2 separate regions of the Homo sapiens genome follow, and region 1 is linked to region 2. A link is an interaction called in ENCODE POLR2A ChIA-PET data of the cell type or tissue named here. Cell type or tissue: PC-9. All regions are shown on one strand. Links, peaks and the distances in the headings refer to the core of each region. The heading gives the core; the rest is flanking DNA. Region 1 overlaps USP34 (ubiquitin specific peptidase 34). Region 2 overlaps USP34 (ubiquitin specific peptidase 34).

What was found. Peaks named below come from ENCODE experiments on the same cell type or tissue, not always from the same donor. Only the 100,000 strongest peaks of a DNase experiment are listed, where the experiment ranks them.
Region 1: POLR2A ChIA-PET joins it to region 2 with 8 read pairs; 11 of 35 experiments call an interaction of 5 or more read pairs at or near these places.

What each region holds. Positions count from the first base shown.
Region 1 is chr2:61,402,137-61,412,078 of GRCh38, reverse strand. It overlaps USP34 (ubiquitin specific peptidase 34), which reads left to right. Exons shown (of 80, transcript NM_014709.4): 3 at 5,951-6,371. Among named protein-coding and RNA genes, the nearest start is that of SNORA70B, 10 kb to the left of the region's middle. In PC-9, for the core only: no CTCF peak of the experiment used is centred there; no DNase peak of the experiment used is centred there.
Region 2 is chr2:61,455,193-61,465,134 of GRCh38, reverse strand. The region is part of intron 1 of USP34 (ubiquitin specific peptidase 34); the gene reads left to right. Among named protein-coding and RNA genes, the nearest start is that of USP34, 11 kb to the left of the region's middle. RefSeq lists an enhancer at 723-942 and silencers at 4,647-4,941, 5,755-5,955. In PC-9, for the core only: no CTCF peak of the experiment used is centred there; a DNase peak (open chromatin) is centred at 4,774; H3K27ac peaks cover 1,047 bases.

The sequences.
Region 1 (9,942 bases), core at 763-8,762, 53 kb after region 2:
TATCTGGGATTATAGGCATGTGCCACCAGGCCCAACTGATTTTGTATTTTTAGTGGAGACGGGGTTTCTCCATGTTGGTCAGGCTGATCTCAAACTTCTGACCTCAGGTGATCCACCCGCCTCAGCCTCCCAAAGTGCTGGGATTTACAGGCATGAGCCACCACGCCCGCCCTTACTGTTTGTTTTTATCTGCCTTCAATGATCCAAAGGCAGATAAAATTTTTCTCGCATATCTTATTATTGTTATCCTTTCATGGTAATAAGAGGGGTACTAAAAAGTGAATTTGAAGGCCTCTGTGGTCAGGGCATCTCAGATGTTGGCCACTACTGTATGATGGTTAAATGGTGAGTAGGCTTTCTTGTTGGGGCTAAACGGGCTTTTTCTATTCCAAACCCCACCACAAATACACTAAACTAAGAACACTCTAGAAGGACAGAAATCATGGGACAAAAGATGACAGCTATCAGCATAGTTTGGATGACAGAAAAGGGACAAATAGTAACTCGGAGTGAAAGAAATAAACTTGGTAAGAGCTATAAAAAGACATTTAAAAGAAGTATATTTCAATCTTTCGCTTTGAGATATGTTAGTCTGGTGGTTGGGTTACCAGATAGGAAGGGTACTTGAGGAGGTTTACCATTTAAGTCATATATTTCACTTATCTTGCTTTCAGTTTTTTTTTCTTTTTTTTTTTTTTGAGACAGGATCTTGATCTGTCACCTGGGCTGGAGTACAGTGGCATAGTCTAGCTCACTGCAACCTTGACCTCCTAGAGTCAAGCAATCCTCTTATCTTTGCCTCCTGTGTAGCTGGGATTACGGGCGTATGGCACCTTGCCTGCCTAACTTTGTTTTTTTTTGAGACGAGGTCTCACTATGTTGCCTAGACCAGTCTTGAATTCCTGGGCTTAAGCGATCCTCCTGCCTCTGCCCCCCAAAGTGCTGGGATTACAGGCATGAGTTGCTTTCATTTTCTTGATCACACTTGCCTTCTTTGGTATCTGGTGTTCCTGAGTTTATCTTGTTCATTATGTATAGAAAAAACTTGTTTTCATGGGTGATACAGGAATAATATTTTGTTTTTTTTAGGATGGGAACCTGCAGGTTTTAATTGTACCTTTCATTAGTCGTCTTATTTTCTGCCTCAGGCTTCATCCCTGCCTTTAGAGATATCTTATGTTCTTAAGTCCTGAGCCTTTCCAGTGTTCTGTGGGGTTGATTTTTCTTTTTCTTTGTAAATCCATTTCATAGCTAGTTGGAAGTTTATTTCCTTCACTCTGAATTACTTACTATTTTTCCCTTTTCTGTCACTCAAAATATGTTGATAGCTGTCATCTTCTGTTTCATTATTTCTGTTTTTCTAGAGTGTTCTTTAGTATATTTGTAGTAGGATTTCGAATAGAGAACAAGTAAAGTTTATGTGTAAAATCAAGCTGGTTTTGGTGAAGCTTGTAGCTAAAAAAAATTCAAGCTGGTTTTGACTGAAAGTGATATTTTTATTTAAAACACCTTTTCCGCCTTGCATTATGGATGCAATGTACAGCAAGGGTCCCCAGCCCCTGGGCCACAGACTGGTACCCAATTAGGAACCAGGCCACACAGCAGGAGCTGAAGGGCAGATGAGTGAGTGAAGTTTCATCTGTATTTACAGCCATTCCCCATTGCTCACATTACCACCTGAACTCCACCTCCTGTCAGATCAGTGGCAGCATCAGATTCTCACAGGAGCATGAATCATGTTGTGAACTGTGCATGTGAGGGATCTAGGTTGCACACTTTTCATGAGAATATAATGCTTGATGATCTATCGCTGTCTCCTATCACCCCCAGATGGTACCGTCTAGTTGTAGGAAAACAAGCTCAGGGCTCCCACTAATTCTACATTATGGTGAGTTGTAGAATTATTTCATTATATATTACAGTGTGATACTATAACGTGCACAATAGATGTAATGTGTTTGAATCATCCCAAAGTCCTCTGGGTCCTTGGAGAAATTGTCTTCCACAAAACAGGTCCCTGTTGCCAAAAAGGTTGGGAACCATTGATACACAGAGGGAAACGCCGTATTGAGAATTCATATACCTAGACTTCTCAGAATTGAATGTAATAGAATAAAAAGTATTATTTATGTAATATACAATTATTTAAAAAATACATATATTTGTGTACGTGTGTGTTCCCCTGTTAGACTCACAGCCCTTTTTGAACTTGTGTATTTTGGATCTGGAAGGACCCAGACCCAGTTTCTTCTGTTACTTTGTTCACATAATTTTTGTCTTTGAAGATCATCAGTTTCTTAGGTCCATTATCAAGCAGTTTAATGCTCATTTTCTAACACTTATTTTATTTATTTATTTACTTTTTGAGATGGAGTCTTGATCTGTCGCCCAGGCTGGAGTGCAGTGGCGCAGTCTTGGCTCACTGCAACCTCTGCTTCCTGGGTTCAAACAATTCTCCTGTCTCTGCCTCCTGAGTAGCTGGAATTACAGGCACCCGCCACCATGGCTGGCTAATTTTTGTATTTTTAGTAGAGATGGGGTTTCACGATGTTGGCCAGGCTGGTCTCGAACTCCTGACCTCAAGTGATCCACCTGCCTTGGCCTCCCAAAGTGCTGGGGTTACAGACATGAGCCACCGTGTCCGGCCCTAACACTTATTTTAAAAGTAAGTTTGGCTGAATCTTTGGCTTTCTTCATCCAAATCTGACTTCAAGTTCGTTTTCTGGGTTTTCAGATTCCATTTTTAGTAAATGATCTGCCTGCCTCAGCCTCCCAAAGTGCTGGGATTACAGGCGTGAGCCACCACACCCGGCCTGACCTCTTACTTTGAACCTGATTTTTCTAAGTTTTTTATGTTTTTTGAGACAGTCTCCCTCTATCACCGAGGCTAGAGTGCAGTGGTGCAATCTTGGCTGACTGCACCTTCCACCTCCCGAGTTCAAGCAATTCTTGTGCCTCAGCCTCCTGAGTAGGTGGGATTACAGGTGTGTGCCACCATGCCCAGCTAATTTTTGTATTTTTAATAGAGACGAGGTTTTGCTGTATTGGTCAGGCTGGTCTTGAACTCCTGGCCTCTAGTCATCTGCCCACTTTGGCCTCCCAAAGTGGTGGGATTACAGGCTGAGACAGCGCACCCCCCGACACTCAAGTTTATGACCTCACTTTGTTTTTGTTTGTTTTTTTGAGAGGGAGTGTCTCACTCTGTCTCCCAGGCTGGAGTGCAGGGGGCGTGATCTCGGCTCACTGCAACCTCCGCCTCCCAAGTTCAAGTGACTCTCCTGCCTCAGCCTCCTCAGTATCTGGGATTACAGGTAGACCACCAAGCCCGTCTAATTTTTTATTTTTAGTAGAGAAGAGGTTTCACCATGTTGGCCAGGCTGGTGTCAAACCCCTGACCTTAAGTGATCTGCTTGCCTCAGCCTCCCAAAGTGCTGTGATGACAGGTGTGAGCCACCACACCCAGCCTGACCTCTTACTTTAAACCTGATTTTTCCTAAACATCAAAGGAAAAAGCTGTTAATCAGAAGAATTGTAGGAGAAATGTGTTTATTTTTCTTCTTGTGGGAGTTGTGATACTATAGAATTGTAAAGCTGGAGGAGGCCTTGGAGGTAAAAATTAAAACCCTTTCATTTTGCCACAGATAAAAAAGATGTGATGCATTATTTATATATATTTATAATTATATATTTCTGTGTGACAAAAATACTCCAAAAGTAGTACTATATCTTAAAACAGCAGTAAACATTTATTATCCTCAAAGTTTCAATGGGACAGGAATTTGGGAGTCCTTTAGCTGTTTGGTTCTGGGTCGGGTTTCCTATAATGTTTTAGTCAAGGTGTTGGCCAGGTCATAGTCATGTAAAAAGCTCATGTGGGGCTGGAGGATATACTTCCAAGTTGGCTTGCTTTAGATAGTGACCAAGTTAGTGCTGGTTGTTTATTTTATTTATTTTTTATTTTTTTGTGACAGAATCTTGCTTTGTCACCCAGGCTGCAGTGCAGTGGCATGATCTCGGCTCACTGCAATCTTTGTTTCCCCGGTTCAAGTGATTCTCCTGCCTTAGCATCCCAAGTAGCTGGGATTACAGGTGCCCACCACCACGCCTGGCTAATTTTTGTATTTTTAGTAGAGATGGGGTTTCACCATGTTGACCAGGCTGATCTCGAAATCCTGAATTCAGGTGATCCATGCACCTCGGCCTCCCAAAGTGCTGGGATTACAGGCATGAGCCACCACACCCAGCCTCAGTGCTGGTTGTTAATGAGAGGTCTTGGTACTTTCTCATGTGGTCTCCTCTTTAGGCTGCTTGAGTGTTTTTCAGTGATAGGTGGCTTCCTCTAGAGTAAGTGATCCAAAAAAGAGCAAGGCAGAAGTGACAATGTCTTTTATGACCTAGTCTCAGATGTCACACATTGTCACTTCCACCACTTTCTATTCACTAGAAGTGAGTTCCGTCTACACAGAAGAATATCAAGTAATTTGTGGCTGTACTTCAAATTCACACTTGGAGAAATAAGATTATTTCCACATGATCATACAGGGCATTGGTGATCTATTTGGACTACAATATAGTTGTTTTGATCTGATGCTATTACTGGGTGCAGATTATAAATTATAGTTGCTTAGCTGTCATCTGGTACAAGTATTATTAGAACCAGGTACTTGCGTATGTATTAATTGCCTATTGATTCACCAGACCGTTCCCTGCCTTTTTTTGAGACATGGTTTTGCTCTGTCACTCAGGCATGATCAGGGTTCACTGCTGTCTCAGCCTCCTGGGCTCAAGCCTCTCGAATAGCTGGGACTACAGGCACAAGCCACGATGCCTAGCTGATTCTTTAATTTTTATGTTTTTGTAGAGATGGGCCTCATTATGTTGCCCTGGGTTGTCTTGAGCTCCTGGACTTAAGCGATCCTCCCACCTTGGTCTCCCAAAGTGTTGGGATTACAGGTGTGAACCACTGCACCTGGCTGAGATCCTTTTAATTATCTACATATGCCAGGCATTGTGCTACTAACTGAACATGTCTAAGGAGAACTGGATTTGTTTGTAATACTTTTTTTTTGAGACTGCGTTTTGGTCTTGTTGCCCAGGCTGGAGTGCAGTGGTGTAATCTTGGCTCACTACAGCCTCCGCCTCCCGGGTTCAAGTGATTCTCCTACCTCAGCCTCCCAAGTAGCTGGGATTACAGGTGCCCACCACCATACCCAGCTATTTTTTTTTTTGCATTTTTAGTAGAGACAGGGTTTCACCATGTTGGTCAGGCTGGTTTCGAACTCCTGACCTCAAATGATCCACCTGCCTCAGCCTCCCAACGTGCTGGGATTACAGGCGTGAGCCACTGCGCCTGGCCAATATTTTTTTTTTTTTTTTAAATACACATATATTTTTTTTTACAGGAGCTTGGGGGGGAGAGAGAGAGAGAAAGAGAGAGTGTGTGTGTGTTGTTCCTAAACACTTTTGATTTGCCAGATAGCGTCAGAGCACCCCTCCCAAGTAGCCTTCAAGGACATTAATCTAAAAATGTGGCTGTTTTATTAGTTGACAACAAAATTCCTTATATTAAATAACCAGCTGGCTTTACTAATAAGATATTTTGTTATAAGTTTCCTAATAACTTGCTAAACATATATTGAGTACTTGACACTGGAGAAACAAAATGTCACAATTCTTGTTTTTAAATAGTTCCATGTGTAGAAGGACAGACAAATCCATACGTAAAACTGAAGATAATAGCTGTAAACCTAACATGATGACTTTACACTAACTAAAATATCAGTTGTTGTTGCGATGCTATCTTTATGTTATTAAGGTGTACCCCAGCAGGAAGGAAAAAATAAAAACAAGTCTAGAAATAACTTAGTATTTGCTTACTTGTTTTTTTATATTATTAAAAAATACAGCTGCTGCTTTATTACTAATTTATTCAATTTTTTTTCTCTTATAGGCAATGTCTATGCTGCTTCAAGGAATATAAGCATTTGGAGATTTTTAATCAAGTAGTGTGTGCACTTATTAACTTAGTGATTGCCCAAGTTCAAGTGCTCCGGGACCAGCTTTGTAAACATTGTACTACCATTAACATAGATTCCACGTGGCAAGATGAGAGTAATCAAGCAGAAGAACCACTGAATATAGATAGAGAGTGTAATGAAGGAAGTACAGAAAGACAAAAATCAATAGAAAAAAAATCAAACTCTACAAGAATTTGTAATCTGACTGAGGAGGAATCTTCAAAGAGTTCTGATCCTTTTAGTTTATGGAGTACAGATGAGAAGGAAAAACTCTTACTATGTGTGGCAAAAATTTTTCAAATTCAGTTTCCCTTATATACTGCTTACAAGCATAATACTCACCCTACTATTGAGGTATGTAAAATAGGTGGTGTGAATTTTAAGTAATACCAAGTCTTAACTTCGCAGTCTGTTTCTTACTGATAAATATGAAGACAGTTTTCTGCTGGCGGAAAATCATTATTGTCACCAGAATTATTTAATGTTTCTCCAGAGCATTTCTTCAGCAGTTTGTGCTGAAAATTTGCTCGGCATAGTTCATCCTATCAAGGAAAGATCTATACATTGAACTCAGAAATTAATCTGGTAGTGATCTAAACATTTTACTGCTATAGATCTATGCTTATTTTATGACTCTTAATAAATAATAGTTGAGGGAAAAGAAACACATGGAATTTTAAATTTCATTCTTAGAAACAGTCTACAGATCAGAATTTGCTTTTATCAAGAAAAAAAAGCTTAGCAAATTATCTGTGATTAGTAGTTTCAAATAATAGTATTTCCTTTTCTTTCTTTCTTTCTTTCTTTTTTTTTTTTTTTTTTTTTTTTTGAGATGGAGTCTCTCTCTGTTGCCCAGGCTGGAATGCAGTGGTGTGATCTCGGTTCACTGCAAGCTCCGCCTCCTGGGTTCATGCCATTCTCTTGCCTCAGCCTCCCAAGTAGTTGGGATTACAGGTGCCTGCCACCACACCTGGCTAAGTTTAAAAAGAATTTTCTTTAGTAGAGACGGGGTTTCACCGTGTTAGCCAGGATGGTCTCGATCTCCTGACCTCATGATCTGCCCACCTCGGCCTCCCAAAGTGCTGGGATTACAGACGTGAGCCACCACCCCTGGCTAAGTAATAGTATTTTCTTTTGTAAGTTAAGATGCTTGACTCTATTAGTGATGTTTTTGCAAGCATTTCTAAGTATGTAGTAACCTATCTTAGACTTAACTCAGATAATATGATTGATTTCTAGGCATAGTGGGAATTGAGACAATTATGTGGTAATATATTAATGACTTAACAGTGGTTTATTATTCCTCATGATTCTCACAGGCAGTTCCTTAGCTAGTTTTGTGTAGGCTGAGTTATGCAGGTGAATTTACTTTGAGAACTGGATGGGTAAGGTCTGGGTCGCACTTGTGTGTGTGGCAGTTGGTAGTGGCTGTTATCTGGGGCTCCTTGTATTTTCTCCACATGGCTTATTTTCCACTAGGGTAGATTGGCTTCCTTAAATAGTAGTCTTAGCAGTGCTCCAGGAAGGCAAAAGTAGGAGCTGTAAGACTTCTTATGATACAGCCTTTGAAATGTCACAGTATAATTCTGCCATATTCTATTGTGCTGCTTTCTGTTACTTGAAGCGGTTCACAAGGGCAGCCCAGATTCAAAGGGGTAGTGAAGTAGACTCCATTGCTGGGGGGAGGAGAGGTAAAATTTCATTTTATATCTTATACATTGTTTCCTGTGCATCCTGGAATATGAAGAATTATGGCCATTAGAGAATCTATGACATTTTTTTTGTTTGTTTTTTATCTGTCTCTTTTCTCTAGCTTATTTGTTCTGTAACCTTTATACCTCTCTTTCTTCATCTGGGAAATAATAGTCCTTTACTGGGATATTTTCATGTCGAATGGAGACTTATTTGAAAACATAGCTTGAGGGCAGATATTTTCCCTGTTAGAATTCTTCGTAAGAATATTTTAAATCAGGCACACAAGTCACCTACTTGGCCCTCTTCCAAGTTGTACTTTCTGTCCTTCTTTCCTTACTGTTCTAAAGCTTTTTTTTTTTTTTTTTTTTTTTTTTGAGATAGAGTCTTGATCTGTCGCCCAGGCTGGAGTGCAGTGGTGTGATCTCGGCTCACTGCAAGCTCCGCCTCCCGGGTTCACGTCATTCTCCTGCCTCAGCCTCCTGAGTAGCTGGGAGTACAGGTGCCCGCCACCATGCCCGGCTAATTTTTTTCTTTGTATTTTTTAGTAGAGATGGGGCTTCACCCTGTTAGCCAGGATGGTCTCGATCTCCTGGCCTTGTGATCCGCCCGCTTCTGCCTCCCAAAGTGCTGGGATTACAGGCGTGAGCCGCTGCGCCCAGCCTCTAAAGCTTTTTGATAAACTTTCACTCACTCCTGCTCTGGGTGGGGGAGAAAGAGTGTTTAAAAGCAGATTGTGCTCTGTTTTCTAAAAATCTTAGCCTGTGATCTTCCAGTATAGAAACTTAAATAATCTCTTACATGATATAAAATATATTAAATATTCTGAAAAAGTAATCTTTTTTCAACAAAAGAAAGTCCCATCAGGCAAACTTGAAATATTTAATCTACATAAACACCATCTACATAGTGCTTTAATATCTTAACTTGGTAACTGAAAGATGCTGAAAATAGTTTCGTTAGGGACTTAGATATGTGAAATTCACAGAAATTTTTTCCAATTAAAAATTTCTTAATGATATAGAACTATATAAGTAATACTGAGTCTGCTGCTTCTAAAATAAACTTGCTCATCAGTGTTTTTTCTTTCCTGTTTTCAAAAATGGTAATCTCTAAATGTAGGCATAGTTACACTCCTGTACTTTGTTTTAAAGTACTTTGTTATTATTATTCGTGAGTATTTTATGTTACTACTTGGTTGAAAGCAGTGGTTTTTTGAGGTCTTCGAGGAAAATTCTGACAAAAAATACCCATAGAGATAATAAAGGAGTTACCTCCTTATACCAAATTCTATTAATATATTAGATATGTGCCTCTTTAATTTTCTTTTCGTAATAGTTGTTTCCGAGGTTTCTATTATCTTAATAATGATCTGTTACAAGTGCTCTAAAATTTCTAGTTTCTATCCCAGTGGCCATTTAATTAAATGCGGTAAGGGTCAACTGTTTCAAATGGTCTTAGATCAAAGACTTGGTAGCATACATGTTATAAAATTATATATATGTATAAATTTTGTATGTATATACACACAATTATTTTAAAGCAAACAAATTATTATGAAATGTAATACAGCTTACTAGAGATTTTTATCCCACTTTTCTTTGAGGAAATTGTCCATCTAGTCTTTTCTTTGTGCTGCTGTGCTATCCTTTCTTAAGCCTTTGATTTTGATTTTTCGTTAATATTTTTTAAAGAGGCACAACTTAGCCAAAATTCTTAGGAGGACAAGATTCAAAACTCATGTGTTAGTATTTTGATAGCTGTGTCTTTAGAAACCTACTCAACACTTTTATTTTATAGAAGAAGCAACTGGCCTACAGAGGTTAAAAGATTTGATTGGGCATATTGCTGAGAAGAGTCCTAGAATCCGGGTCTTACTCTACTGCACTACTTCTAAATCATTTTGAACTAATTACTGTATTCTAAATAATATGGGAACTTGGAGCCACTCCTTCTGTCTCCCTTCCTTCTTCTCTTTCCTATTGTCCCCATCAAAGCTGATATTTTAAAAGGTTCGGTAATTGGACATAAGTAGTACTAATTCAGGATCAAAAGGGGGAATGGCCTAGTTTTAATTTTTTTCCCCTTAAGAGACAGGGTCTTGCTCTGTCTCCCAGGCTGGAGTGCGGTGGTGTGATCATTGGTCACCATAACCTTGAATTCCTGGGCTCAAACGATCCACCCACCTCAGCCTCCTGAGTAGCTTGGACACTAGGCATTCACTACAGTGCCT
Region 2 (9,942 bases), core at 813-8,812:
TTTGGCTTTAGTGTTAGAATAACCAATCCCAACAATACTAAAATACTGGACTTGCCATTTTCTTTTCATGCTTCATTTTAAAAACATTTAAAAAGCTTGGATGTATTGAGTAAATTTTGCTGTTATCATTTTGTGGGATTACATTCTGTTTAGGATAAATTTTAAATTTCTGTTCCTCTGCTTGTTCTGTTGAGTTTGTCTGATAACTGCTTTTGTAGTTACTTTTGTGAACCAGTTTACAAAGGCCAAAGCATTTCTAGATCTTGGTGAGGAGTTGGAGGCTTAAAATTACATGCTTTAGGCCATCACCATAGCAAACTCACTAGTAAACTGAGGTTATTTACCTCGTAAGGTAAATTTCTCTGAAAGCAGAGTGAAAATTACATAGTACCTCTTTTTTTTTTTTTTTTTTTTTTTGAGACGGAGTCTCGCTCTTTCGCCCAGGCTGGAGTGCAGTGGTGCGATCTTGGGCTCACTGCAACCTCCGCCTCCTGGGACTACAGGCGTGAGCCACCACGCCTGGTGTACGTCATTGTTTTAAACCACTTATGTGTTGTAGATTTTACTCTGTGTATTCGTTTGGTGGGTTATAGTTTACCAAGTTGTCCAAAATGGATAATTCATGTGAGATAGGCAAGAGCAAGTGTTGTATCCCAATACCATTTGGTGAAAAAGTTGAACTTCAGAAAGGATAAGTAGTTTGCCAAGATCACCTGTCAACCTGCATAGTCAAATTTGAGATGGAACTCAGCTACTCCAATATCTGTATTTGCAGAATAATTCTGTTGTGTTTATTTTGTTGGTGGTGGTGTTTTTGAGACGGAGTCTCACTCTGTTGCCCAGGCTGCAGTGCAATGGCACGATCTCAGCTCACTGCAACTTCCACCTCCTTGCTTCAAGTGATTCTCCTGCCTCATCCTCCTGAGTAGCTGGAATTAGAGGCGCCTGCCACCACGCCCAGCTAATGTTTGTATTTTTAGTCGAGACTAATTTTCACCAGTTTGGCCACACTGGTCTTGAACTAATGATGTCAGGTGATCCACCTGCCTCGGCCTTTCAGTGTGTTTTATTTTTAAAGCAGATTACTTTATTGAATAGTTTGTGTTGGGTACTTAAGTACTTTACATGCTTTGCATGCTGCTGATTTAATCAGTTCTTTGAGGGAGGTACTCTGTCATCCTTTTCAGATGAGGGAACTAAGGTTTAGAGAATTTATGTGACTTGCTTAGGGTCACATGTGACTGTTTGGTGGAACCACAGGACTTAATCCCAGATTAGGCTAAGAGTTTTTTTTTTTTTTGAAAAGGAATTTTGTTCCTGTTGCCCAGGCTGGTGTGCAATGGCATGATCTCGGCTCATTGCAACCTCCGCCTCCTGGGTTCAAGCGATTCTCCTGCCTCAGCCTCCTGAGTAGCTGGGATTACAGGCATGCACCACCATGCCTGGCTAATTTTTGTAATTTTAGTCGATGTGGGGTTTCACCATGTTGGCCAGGATGGTCTTGAATTCCTGACCCCAGGTAATCCGCCTCCCTTGGCCTCCCAAAGTGTTGGGTTTAGGGGTGTGAGCCATCCTGCCTGGCCTAAAAGTTCTTACTAGTTAACATTGTATAAATTTTATGATGATCTATCTGAATCACCACTGTTCAGTTGGCAAAGTGAAAATTACTGACCGTGTTTTATGTATCTTCAAAAATTCAGACAAATTTCTGTGATAATTGTAGTAGGAATTCAAAAGTGGTAATAAGTATAGCTGAATAAGAATCTTTTTCATTGAATAAAATTTCAAATTTTTTGATTTTTGATTATTTTTTAAGAGACAGTGTATCACCCATGCTGGGGTGCAGTGGCCCAATTATAGCTCACTGCAGCCTCAAGCTCCTGGGCTCAAGTGATGCTCCTGCCTCAGCCTCCCAAAGTGTTGGGGTATGCTGTACCCGGCTGAGAATCTTTCTTAATACTGTTATTCTGCAGTGAACCGTTTAATAAAACTACATGTTTCCAGAGCTTTTTAGATACTATGAGTATATAGGTACGAAATCAATTAGTAACATAACTTTTTCAGTAGACATTTAATCTAAAGTTGGAATTTTTTTCCCCCCTTTGGAGATGGAGTCTTATTCTGTCATCCAGGCTGGAGTGCAATGAAGTGATTATTGCTTACTATAACTTGACCTCCTGGGCTCAAGTGATTTTCCTGTCTCACCCTCCTGAGTAGCAGGGACTATAGGTGTGTATACCAGCACACCTGGCTGCCTTTTTTTTTTTTTTTTTGGGAAACAGTTTCCCTCTGTCTCCCAGGCTGGAGTGCATTGGTACAGTCTCGGCTCACTGCACCCTCTGCCTTGGGGGGCTCAAGCAGTTCTTGTGCCTCACCCTCCCAAGTAGCTGGGATTATAGGCATGTGCCATCATGCCGGGCTAATTTTTGTATATTTAGTAGAGATGGGGTTTCGCCATGTTGGTCAGGCTGGTCTCAAACTCCTGGCCTCAAGTGATCCGCTTGCCTCAGCCTCCCAGAGTGCTGGGATTACAGGGTGTGAGCTACTTTGTCCGGTTCTCCTGAATTGATTTTTTTTTTTTTTTTGGAGACGGAGTCTTACTCTGTGGCCCAGGCTGGAGTGCAGTGGCATGATCTTGGCTCACTTCAACCTCCTCTTCCTGGGTTCAAGCAATTCTCCTGCCTCAGCTTCCCAAGTAGCTGGGATTACAGGTGCGTACCACCATGCCCAGCTAATATTTGTGTTTTTTGTAGGAATGGGGCTTCACTGTTTTGCCCAGGCTGTTCTCAAACTCCTAGCCTCAAGTGATTCACCCACCTCGGCCTCCCAAACTGCTGGGATTACAGGCATGAGCCACCACGCCTGGCTGATTTTCTTTTTTTTTTTTTTCCCCCTGAGATGGAGTCTTGTTCTGTTGCCCCAGGCTGGAGTGCGATGGCCTGATCTTGGCTCACTGCAACCTCCGCCTCCCGGGTTCAAGCGATTTTCCTGCCTCAACCTCCTGGGTAGCTGTGATTACAGGCAACTGCCACCATGCCTGACTAATTTTTGTTACGTTTAGTAGAGATGAGGTTTCACCATGTTGGCCAGGCTGGTCTTGAACTCCTGACCTCATGATCTGCCCACCTCGGCCCCCTAAAATGCTGTGACTACAGGTGTGAGCCACCGCGTCTGGCTGAAAACATGTTTTTGTATAAGATTTCATTTTATATAAAATTTAATATATCTGTTTCCAGTTCTCCCATATTATGAATAATGCCGCAAATGTACATCTTTCTACTTAAATCTTTTATCTACATCCCTGGTTCTTTTAGATTTCTAGACGTGAGTTTACTGTGTCAAAAAATATAAACATTTTTCATTATTTTCATACTGTTTGCTTGCCAGAAAGGATATATTGATCTTTTAGTCGTAGTCGTGCCTGTGTAAGGGCACTTTCACCTGTCTTGAATATTATCCTTTAGAAAGTGTTATTTTAGCAGGGCATGGTGATGTGTGCCTGTAGTATTCCCAGCTACTCAGGAGGCTGAGGTGGGAGGATCACTTGAGCCCTGGAATTCAAGGCTAGCCTGGGCAACATAGCAAGACTTCATCTCTTAAAATAAAAGTTATTTTGGTAGAGAATGTATTAAGCAATTACTAGTAAATTTAACCATTCATATTTTTGTTATTTAATGAATTGTATGTTTTTTTTTCTGTATTTCAGATTTCAGTGTTTTGGGTTTTTTTTTTTATTTTTTTGAGGCGGAATTTCGCTCTTGTTCACTAGGGTGGAGTGCAATGGTGCCATCTCGGCTCACTGCAACCTCTGCCTCCCAGGTTCAAGTGATTCTCCTGCCTCAGACTCCCGAGTAGCTGGGATTACAGGGGCCTGCCACCATGCCTGGCTAATTCTTTTGCATTTTTAGTAGAGACAGGGTTTCATCCTGTTGGCCAGGCTGGTCTTGAACTCCTGAGCTCAAGTCATCCACCTGCCTCAGCCTCCCAAAATGCTGAGATTACAGTTGTGAGCCACCCTGCCCGGCCCCTCTTACCTTCTTTCAAAATTCAAAGCTCGCTTTTTTTCTAACTTGTAAGTTTTATTAATAAGAATGAAATAACAACAACAACAAAAAGCTCACCTTTACCTGTTTTTTTTTTCTTTTTTTTTTTTTGAGATGGAGTCTCGCCCTGTTGCCAGGGTGGAGTGCAGTGGCGCGATCTTGGCTTCCTGGACCTCCACCTCCCAGGTTCAAGTGATTGTCCTGCCTCAGCCTCTCGAGTACCTGGGACTACAGGCGTGCGTCACTATGCCCAGCTAATTTTTATGTTTTTAGTAGAGACAGAGTTTCTCCATGTTGGCCAGGATGGTCTCGATCTCCTGAACTCGTGATCCACTTGCCTCGGCCTCCCAAAGTACTGGGATTACAGGCATGAGCTGCCACACCCGGCCTTCTACCTGTTTTATGAATCGAAATTCTATGTAAGATTTCTTTTGAGGAGAAAAAGGGTATACAGTATTCCCCCCTTATCCAAGTGGAATGTGTTCTGAGACTTCCAGTGGATACCTCAAACCACAGATAGTGCTGTACCCTATATACTGTTTTTTTTCTCATTATTTTAAGAACTTTCACCTTTTCACTTCAAATAAGCTTTTCTTTGGCATATCTGAATTACTAGTATCGCTGCTCTTGCACTTTGGGGCCATTATTGGGTAAAGTAAGGGTTACTTGAATACAAGCATTGTGTAGTGCCACAGTGGATCTGATAACCAGGACAGCTACTTAGTGACTTAATGGGTAGGTTGCATGTGCAGCCTGGATATGCTGGACAAAAGGATGATTCACATCCTAGACGGGACGGCACAAGATTTCATCATGCCACTCGGAATGGCAATTTAAAACTTATGAATTGTTTATTTCTGGAATTTTCCATTTAATATTTTTGGACCATAGTGACTGTGGTTAACTATGGAAAGCAAAACCAAAGATAATAAGGGAGACTATTGTAATTTCTTAATAAGCTTGGAAACTAAGTAATATGTGGGTGCTCAAAAAAAGCCAACATAAAACTGTTTTCAAGTATCTTTTTTCTGAGATGGAGTCTTGCTCTGTCGCTCAGGCTGGAGTGCAGTGGTGCGATCTCGGCTCACTGCAAGTTCTGCTTCCTGGGTTGACGCCATTCTCCTCCCTCAGCCACCCGAGTGGCTGGGACTACAGGCGTCCGCCACCATGTCCAGCTAATTTTTTTGTATTTTTAGTAGAGATGGGGTTTTACCGTGTTAATCAGGATGGTCTTGATCTCCTGACCTCAGGTGATCTGCCCACCTTGGCCTCCCAAAGTGCTACGATTACAGGTGTGAGTCACTGTGCCTGGCCTTTTTTTTTTTTTGGCTCTGTAGCCCAGGCTGGAGTGCAGTGGCTTAATATCAGCTCACTGCAGCCTTCGCCTCCCGGGTTCAAGCGATTCTCCTGCCTCAGCCTCCTGAGTAGCTGGGATTACAGGTGCCTGCCACCACGCTCGGCTAATTCTTTTGTATTTTTAGTAGAGACGGGGTTTCACCGTGTTGGCCAGGCTGGTTTCGAACTCTTGACCTGAAGTGATCCGCCCGTCTTGGCCTCCCAAACTGCTAGGATTATGGGTGTGAGCCACCGTGCCTGGCCTGTTTTCAAGTATCTTAATTGTGCCCAAATTTTAGGAGGTGGTGTCATGCTTATGAAGTTGGAATACTATGATGAATTATATTTAACACAGTGATGATAATACACTTCTGTAGCTATTTGAACACTGAAATTTCTTATACAGTGTTTTCCTTGAAGGTACTTCCTTTGTAAGAGTCATGAGAAATAGAAAGATTTGTCTAAGGTCACACAGCAAAGAAGTAGCAGGGGTAGGACTAGAATTTAGTTGTGCTTATTTCTTCTCTGTACTTTTCACTAACCAAGCTATCTTTTTTTATTTTTATTTTTTAATTTTTAAGAGGACCCTGACTGTGGAAGTTGGGAAACTCATAAGAAACCATTAAAGGAACTGTGGAGAGATTTATTTGGGCTAAAGTGGATTAGGCAAGATTTGTTTTTATTTTTTCCCGAGATGGAGTCTTGATTTGTCACCCAGGTTGGATTGCAGTGGCGCAGTCTCGGCTCACTGCAACTTCCACCTCCCGGGTTCAAGCAATTCTCCTGCCTCAGCCTCCCAAGTAGCTGGGATTGTAGGCGCCCACCACTGTGCCCGGCTCATTTTTGTAAATTTAGTAGGAATGGGGTTTCACCATGTTGACCAGGCTGGTCTTGAACTCCTGACCTCACCATCCACCTGCCTTGGCCTCCCAAAGTGCTGGGATTACAGGCGTGAGCCACTGTGCCCCGCCAAGATTTTAAGGAAGATGGAAGATTCAAGTGGGCCCTGTTTGAAATAGTTGCTGGGAATGAGAGGAGTGAAATATGGCCTACCTTGACTTGTGAAGGCTCTGCATGACTTAGCCTCTGCTAGCTTCATTCCCTTGTTCTCTTTGCCTTTTTTTTTTTTTTTTTCCTTTTTGCCTTCTTTCATTGATGACACTGAGCCTTTATACATACCTTTTTTTTTTTTTTTCTGAGACAGTTTCACTCTTGTTGCCCAGGCTGGAGTGCAATGGTGTGATCTTGGCTCACTGCAACCTCTGCTTCCTGGGTTCAAATGATTCTCCTGCCTCAGCCTCCCGAGTAGCTGGGATTACAGGCACCCGCCACCACGCCCGGCTAATTTTTGTATTTTTAGTAGAGACAGGGTTTCACCATGTTGGCCAGGCTTCTCTTGAACTCCTGACCTCAGGTGATTTGCCTGCCTCTGCCTCCCAAAGTGCTGGGATTACAGGTGTGAACCCCCGTGCCTGGCCTGTATATACCTTCTTATGCTTTTAAGTTTTGACTGAAATGATTTTTTTCGAGAAGTCTTTCCTGAACTCCAAGTCTGAAGTAGCTCTGGTTCTTTTTATTCATAGCATTTACCACAATTTAGAATTATGTATTTCTATGTTTACAACTGTAATTTTTTTATTCTATGAGACTATCAGTTCTATGATTGCAACTGTTACTACTGTTTTACAGTGCCTGCATGTGGTAGGATCAGTGTTTATTTAAAATATCTGAAAAATCGTAAGATCACTGTGGGTTGATAATAGAAGGGAAAACAAGGGTAGGCTAGATGTGGTGTTTCCTGTTTTCTCGGATATATCAAGTACTGTCAGTCCTTGCTTTTGTGATGTCTTGCTTGCCACCCTCTTCATAAAATGGTACTTTTTGTTGTTGCTGCTGCTGTTTGTTTTTGGAGACAGGGTCTCACTCTGTCACTCAGGCTGGAGTACAGTGATATGATCCTAGCTCACTGCAGCCTTGACCTCCTGGGCTCAAAAGAGCCTCCCAAGTAGCTGGGACTACAGGTGCTCATGATGACACCCAACTTGCTTGCTTATTTATTTGGGAATGGGTTTCACTATATTTCCCAAGCTGCTCTTGAACTTCTGGCCTCAAGTGATTCTCCCGCCTCAGCCTCCCAAAGTGCTGGGATTACAGGCGTGAGGCACCACACACAACACTTTACTAGTTCGTGATATTAGTACCTGTGGGTTAAATTTAAGGTTGAGAATTATTATTCTTTTTAAACTAGGTAGGATTCTGTCTCAAGGACCAGAAAAAACCGTTTCTTTGGCAGAAACAGAGTTTTTCTTTAAAAGCTATAAGTAGGCCGTCTAGGTGTATATTCAGGTGTGCTTTACTTTTAATCATTGGGTTTATAACATAATCAGGACTTTATTTCTCTGTGGCTTGCTGGGCTTCCTTGGTTTTGACCTCAGTTTGGCCCTTCCTATGGTAACAGAAATGGCTACTGCACCTTATTTATTTGACAGGTCTTGCTCTGTCGCCCAGTCTAGAGTGCAGTGGCACGATCACGGCTCACTGTAGTCTTGACCTCCCAGGCTCAAGAGATCCTCCCACCTCAGCCACCTGAGTAGCTGGGACTATAAGCCTGTGCCATCACACCTGGCTAATTTTTGTAATTTTTGTAGAGGCAGGGTTTCACCATGTTACCCAGGCTGGTCTTGAACTCCTGGGCTCAAACCATCCTTCTGTTCCAGCCTCTTAAAGTGCTGGGGTTACAGGTGTGAGCAGTCACCACTGGTCTGTTTAGTTTTTTCAGACAGAGTCTTGCTCTGTTGCCCAGGCTGGAGTACAGTGGCTCAGTCATGGCTAACTGCAGCCTCAACGTCCCAGGTGGGCCAAGCTATCCTCCTGCCTCAGCTTCCATAGTAGCTGGGACTACATGCCTGTGCCACCACACCCAGCTAATTTTCGTTTTGGTGTTTTTTATTTTTACTCTGTTAGTAAATTGAGATGGGGTCCCACTGTGTTGCCCAGGCTGGTCGTGAACTCCTGGGCTCAAACTATCCTCCTGCCTCAGCCTCCCAAAATGTTGGGATTATAGGCGTGAACCACCATGCCTGGCCATTTTTTTTTATTTTTAGTAGAGATGGGGTTTCACCATGTTTCCCAGGCTGGTCTCCAACTCCTGGGCTCAAGTGATCTCCCTACTTTGGCTTCCTAAAGTGCTGGGATTGCAAGTGTGAGCCACTGTGCCCAGCACTACTGCACCATTTTTATACCACATCTTCATACCACAGTGTTTGGACATCACGTACTTAAACTATGCGGAGAAAAAGAGTGAATCTTTTCTGGAACTTACTGTACAAGAACAAGAAGGCTGCTTTTTCCAAAACCTTCCTGACAAATGTCATTTCATATATTATTGACTCTGTTCCTGAAATAGAGTTCAAAGAGGATGGACTTTGATTGGTTTAAACTAATCAGGACCTATTCTTGAAGCTGATCTCACCCAAATCTCATAACTAAGAGTGTGCTTCTGGAAAAGAAATCTGGCACGTTGTTACCATGAAAGAGGTGAAATTGCTTCTGGGCAGTAAGCCCACGGATATCTAATACACTGAAAACCATTTCTTAATATTGTATTTACTGAGTTGTGTTTCACCTTAACTCTGTTTAAATATTTGTTTTTTTAAAAACATAAACACTTGTGTAAAGCATTCTCCTGTATGCTGGTAGGTATAGAAATACATTTAGCTGTGTATTTTCTCTTAAGGAAGGTTCCAGAGTACAGATGAGGCAGTAGGATGATACTTGAGTGAGTGATCTTTGGAACCTGGTAGACCTGAGTTCAAATCTTGCTCCTGTCATTTATTAAGTCTCTGACTTTGGCTAAGTTCCCTTACCTCTTAATGCCTTGTTTCTTATTTGGAGATGAGGATATTCTTAATACATGTCTCATAGGGATTTTGTGAGGAGTGAATAAGATAATGCATATCAACATTTAACGCAGTGCTAGCATAAGAAATATGCAAAACAACAGCATGAAAAATAAAAATGGTAAATTTTGTGAAATAGTTTTAGTTGAAGTGCAGTGGGAGGAGTTTAGTTTTGGGATGATGGGAGAAAACTTTGTGGACTTGATATAATTTAAGTTGGTCTACGTGGTATATATGCATATAAGTTTTTGAGATGGGGGTCTTGGTATGCTGCCTGGGCTGGTCTTGAACTTCCAGGCTCAAATGATCCTCCTGACTCAGATTCATGTTACCTGGGATTACAGGCACACACCACTGCACCTGGCTATCTTTGAGTGATTGAAAAACAAAAACAAAAAAACCCTGTAATCCTAGCACTTTGGGAGGCCAAGGCTGGTGGATTGCCTGAGCTCAGGAGTTCGAGACCAGCCTGGGCAACATGGTGAAATTCTGTCTCTATTATAATACAAAAACTAGTTGGGCATGGTGGCACACATCTATAATCCTAGCTACCCAGGAGGCTGAGGCATGAGAATTGCTTGAACCCGGGAGGCGGAGGTTGCAGTGAGCTGAGATCGTACCACTGCACTCCAGGTTGGGTGACAGACGGAGACTCTGTCTCAAAA